Regions from separate parts of the Homo sapiens genome. Here region 2 is linked to region 1. A link is an interaction called in ENCODE POLR2A ChIA-PET data of the cell type or tissue named here. Cell type or tissue: PC-9. All regions are shown on one strand.

The links. Peaks named below come from ENCODE experiments on the same cell type or tissue, not always from the same donor. Only the 100,000 strongest peaks of a DNase experiment are listed, where the experiment ranks them.
Region 2: POLR2A ChIA-PET joins it to region 1 with 5 read pairs; 1 of 35 experiments calls an interaction of 5 or more read pairs at or near these places.

What each region holds. Positions count from the first base shown.
Region 1 is chr16:3,009,003-3,011,502 of GRCh38, forward strand. No RefSeq gene overlaps it. Among named protein-coding and RNA genes, the nearest start is that of CLDN9, 2.7 kb to the right of the region's middle. RefSeq lists an enhancer at 1-513. In PC-9, no CTCF peak of the experiment used is centred here; a DNase peak (open chromatin) is centred at 1,039; H3K4me3 peaks cover 1,180 bases; H3K27ac peaks cover 1,943 bases.
Region 2 is chr16:4,387,052-4,389,551 of GRCh38, forward strand. CORO7-PAM16 (CORO7-PAM16 readthrough) reads right to left here. Exons shown (of 31, transcript NM_001201479.2): 8 at 1,494-1,580; 9 at 935-1,017. CORO7 (coronin 7) reads right to left here. Exons shown (of 28, transcript NM_024535.5): 8 at 1,494-1,580; 9 at 935-1,017. Among named protein-coding and RNA genes, the nearest start is that of VASN, 16 kb to the left of the region's middle. In PC-9, no CTCF peak of the experiment used is centred here; a DNase peak (open chromatin) is centred at 1,370.

The DNA of each region.
Region 1 (2,500 bases):
AAAGAGGAATTGGGGTCTTAAAAACCTGGGGTCGGCTGGATGCGGTGGCTCACACCTCTAATCCTAGCAGTTTGGGAGGCCGAGGCAGGCAGATCACGAGATCAGGAGTTCGAGACCAGCCTGGCCAATATGGTGAAACCCCGTCTCTAATAAAAATACAAAAATTAGCCGGGTGTGTTGGCACATGTCTGTAGTTCCAGCTACTCGGGAGGCTGAGGCAGGAGAATCGCTTGAATCCAGCGGGCAGAGGTCGCAGTGAGCCGAGATCACATCACTGCACTCCAGCCTGGGCAACAGAGCGAGATTCCGTCTCAAAAAAACAAAACAAAACAAAACAAAACACAAACCTGGGGTCCCCGAGCAAGTGCGGTGGCGCTTGCCTGTAATCCCAGCACTTTGGAAGGCTGAGGCAGGCGGATCACCTGAGATCAGGAGTTCGCAGACCAGCCAGACCAACATGGTGAAACCCCGTCTCTGCTAAATACAAAAAAAGAAAAAAAATAGCCGGGTGTGGTGGCGCATGCCTGTAATCTCAGCTACTTGAGAGGCTGAGGCAGGAGAACAGCTTGAACCCAGGAGGCAGAGGTTGCAGTAAGCCGAGATTGTGCCATTGCACTCCAGCCTGGGCAACAAGCGCAAAACTCCGTCTCAAAACACAAACAAAAAAACCCCTGGGGTCCTCTTATGCCCTTTCCGGGCACAGCGCTCACTGGATGTGTGCAGCCCGCCACTGGGCTACAACGTAGGGGTTTAGAGCTGAATGTGGAACCGGTGAGTCACCGAGGCAGGGCCCGACAGCAAGTGGACCAGCCGTCCCGGTTTCCCTGGAGGACCCAATATTCAAGCTGGGAATGTCCCTCAAAAAAGTGGGATGAGCCGATCACCTTAGGCCCTAGGACAAGGAGGACTTGTTCCGGCCCAGGGAAGAGAATAGCCCCTGGGTTGGGGCTGCTGGGTGGGGGGACTTCCAGGGAGGCAGGCTTGCTGCTGCCTCCTGACAGCTGCCCAAACCTGTGTGGCTGGATTCCTGGAGGCCCCTGGAAGGCTGCGAGGGAGCCCGCTGACCGGCTTGCCTCCGTCTGCAATCTCTGCTCTCCCCACCCCAACCCTGTGAAATCTGAGCCCCAGGGGCTGGGTGAGCTGGACAAACCTGCCACAAGATTCCCTGAGTCCACTGATGGCCATTTTCCAGCCTCTGTATCACCCCCCCATCTTCCAGACTCTGTGGGGCCACCAGGTCAGCCCCCCTCGTACCGGAGGAGCCCCCCTCAGTGGAGAGGCCCAGGGGGTGGTGAAGAGGAGGCCAGGCTTCTGTTTACCTTACAGACCAGCTGATTGGCGCTGGCCTGTCTCTGTGTTTGCAGGGGAGGATCTTAAGCTGTTTTGGGTCAAGGCCCCTTTGCAAATCTGAAGGAAAGTATAAATCTCTCTTCCAAAAGTATCATTTTTTTTAAGAGACAGGGTCTCACCTAGGATGGAGTGCGGTGGCATAATCATAGCTCACTGCAGACTCTAACTCCTAGGCTCAAGAGATCCTCCTACCTCAGCCTCCCGAGTAGCTGGGACTACAGACAGGAACCACCTAACTCAGCTAATTTTTGTGTATATATATATATATATATTTTTTTTTTATTTTAGAAATGGGGTCTCACTGTGTTGCCCAGGTGGGTCTCAAGCTCCTGGCCTTAAGCAATCCTCCCACCTTGGCCTCTTAAGCGCTGGGATTACAGGCGTGAGCCTCAGTGCCCGGACCCAAAAGATGCTAAAACCCTTTCGCAGAAGCGATGCTCATACCCCTAGGTTTGAACCCTGACCGCTCCTTGAGGTTAGAGCCCTTTATACACAATGTCCCACCCACTAGGTGAGGGGCACTGAGCAGGGGTGTGCCTGGCCACTGGCTCCCCGAAGGCAATGCCGTGAAGTGGTGCAGCCACCAGATGTGTGTGGTGGGCACCTCCAGCCCTGCCCGCACTGGCCAGTGGGCTCCAGCACACCCCAGCCCTCCCAGCACCAGGCAGGTGAGAGGCAGTCCCAGGTGAGGGCCCACTCTGAGGATCCTCTGTACCTCCCTGGAAAGTGTATGAATGGAGACAATGTTCCTCACATCCCTTTTCCTTTTTTTTTTTTTTTTTTTTTGAGACAGAGTCTCCCACTGTCACCCAGGCTGGAATGCAGTGGTGCGATCTCGGCTCACTGCAACCTCTGCCTCCGGTTCAAGCGATTCTTCTGCCTCAGCCTCCCAAGTAGCTGGGATTACAGGCACCCGCCACCACGCCCAGCTAATTTTTTTTTTTTTTTTTTTTGAGGAGTCTCTCTCTGTCGCCAGGCTGGAGTGGAGTGGAGTGGTACGATCTTGGCTCACTGCAACCTCTACCTCCCGGTTTCAAGTGATTCTCTTGCCTCAGCCTCCAGAGTGGCGAGTGGCTGGGACTAGAGGCTTGTGCCACCACGCCCAGCTAATTTTTGTATTTTTAGTAGAGACGGGGTTTCACCATGTTGG
Region 2 (2,500 bases), 1.4 Mb after region 1:
ACATTCTCGGATCCCCCTGCCTGTGAAGATTCCAGCAAGGCCCTTATAAGTCACGGTTGAAGTTTCAGAAGGCGGATGGAGTCCCTGTCTCTCCACCCCGGCCCTGCCTGGCTACGTCTCTGAACACCCCCCCCAGCCTCAGTCTCCCCAGCTGTGTTGTGGGTGGTCTGAACAGATGAGTCACTCATAAATGCTTGCCCTGGGCCTCCTGGTGTCTGGCTCCTGAGCCGCAGTGGGCCAAGGCCATCTCGGCACACAGCTGACTGTGCCTGGCCAGGACCCCGCCAGGCACTGCCAAAAGCCCTCTCCACACACTTCTGGGGGCAGATGGAAGGATGAGGTGCACCTGGAGCCCCCCAGGCTGCCTGGGCACCAGCCCCACCTGGGGACATACCTCAGGATAGAACAGGACAGCCATGTGGCTGGTGTGGAGTAGGCCGCATAAACCTCAGTGGGCCGCATAAGCCAAGGCCCACCTCCACCTCCACCTCCACCTCCACCCCCACCCCCACCCTGCCAGGCTGTCCAACAATGCCCACGTCCACCCTCCTATCATAGCCTGGAGCCTCCCTGGGCCTCAGCCCTGCCAGAACATCCACAGAAAAATGAAGCGTATTCTTGCACTTCTGGATCACACCCTCTCCCTGAATGCCAAGCATACCTGTGTCAACCCCCAGCCATGAAACCTCTGGTGACCAAGGGCCCACTCTGCTACCAGGGGCCAGAGGGGCACCTGAGCACCTGCTGCTCGTGACATCTGGAAGCTCCGGGGGTACAGGGCCAGGTGTCTGTTGCAAGGCCTTGCAGCCCAGATCAGGTACCCCAGAACACCCCGGAGATCAGCCCGCCTCACTGACAGGCCGGATCAGGTGCCCTCACCTGCGGCGCCTTGGGTCATCAGCCCCCCAGCCCACCTGCGTGCCGCAGCTCCTACCCAAGCGAGGTGTCCAAGGTGAGGGAGGCCAGGGCGCTGGAGAAGAACCGCGTGTCCCACAGCTTCACTTCGCGCTCACGCATCTGCAGGGAGGGCGAGAGAGGGGCTCAGAGGGGCCTGTCCCTCAGCCCCACCCGGGGGGCTCCCAGGGAAACCAGCGCCTGAGGGTGCAGCCTGACACGGGGCACCTGCCCCAGAGCAGGGCTTGGAGTGGGGGTGGGAGTCACCCCAGGGAAAGAGAATCTGGGTTTTCATGTTCTGCCCCTTTAAGAACCCTTAGGTGACAAAGGATGAGGGGCGGTTCCCTCTGTGTTCTCGGGTCCCTGTAGGGCCACTATGGCTCCTGGGGTCAGGCTGAGCTATTACAAATGGAATCTGCCAGTTTTCAGCAGCCGTCAGTCCCCTGAGGCTCTGAGACCCGGCAGCACAGCCAGGCCGTATATGGACAGGCCTGGAACTGGCCCTCAGTCCCCCGCCTCCCATTGGTTTCGTCCCCGCCCAAAGGGCTGGACATGTCCCCACCTGGCCGTGCCCTGCTCCTCCAGGAGGAACCCCCTACCTGGTTGAATCCAGTAGACACAAGGTGCTCCCAGGTGCCCATCCATGCCAGCCGGCTATCCCTGCTGTTCTCATGGGCCTGCGTGCTCTGCAGGAGGCAAGAGGTGGACCTGAGCCCCCAGGGCCCTGCTGGTGGGCGGGGCCCCCTGGAATGGGCCTGAGCTGGGGAACTTCTGCTGCCCACCTGCCTGAAAGCCTCACAGAGGGTGGGAAGGGCTGGGTCCTTCTCCACGTCCCCACTGGGACCAAGGGTGGTCTCCGAAGCACCCCGGGGATCAGCCCCGCCTCCGCCCCAGTTGAGGGCAGCTCTGCACCCAGAGGCCAACCTGGCTGCTCCTCCCGAGTGTCCCTCCTACCAAGGAGAGGGCTGCCTCACTCCCCAGCTCCAGGCCCCTTCCCTGCTGCGCCAGGGGCTAAAGGCACTGGCACTTTCTTGCCCCTAAGAGCTGTGTGATCCTGGGGATGTCACACTCTGTCAATGCCTCATTTCTCTCGCTTGTGTAAGGGGCTCACGATGCGGTGCCACCCGCTTCCCAGGGCTGTCACCATGTGGAAGGGCAGGGCTTGTGGCAAAGCACCGTGTAAACTGGGGGATTTCGAGGATCACTGTGGCTGCCCCAGGCAAGAGGCAGGGCCTGGGACCCACCTCTGGGCAACGTCCAGAGAGCGCCAAGTAGTGCCTCTCCTGGCCCTCCCGAGGTGCTGGAGCTGCCAGCAGGAAGGCTCCCGGCCCCTGGGAGGAGAGGGAAGCTCACATGGTGGGTGGGGCCCTGTCCTCCTGGGCCCTGGCAGTGGGGAGCTGAGGGGGCCAGAGGAAATGCAAACAGCTCCTCCCAGTCACCCTGGCCCCTGGAGCCTGAGACGAAGGACCCTGTTACCAAAAATAGCTCACCCCAAACCATGGCCAGCTTCCTCCGAACTTCCCACGATCTCCTTGGGAATGAATGAGGGAGGGAAGCAGCCTGCGAGGAGCTGGCCTGGGGCCCCCTCCCCAGCCCGTGGAGGCTG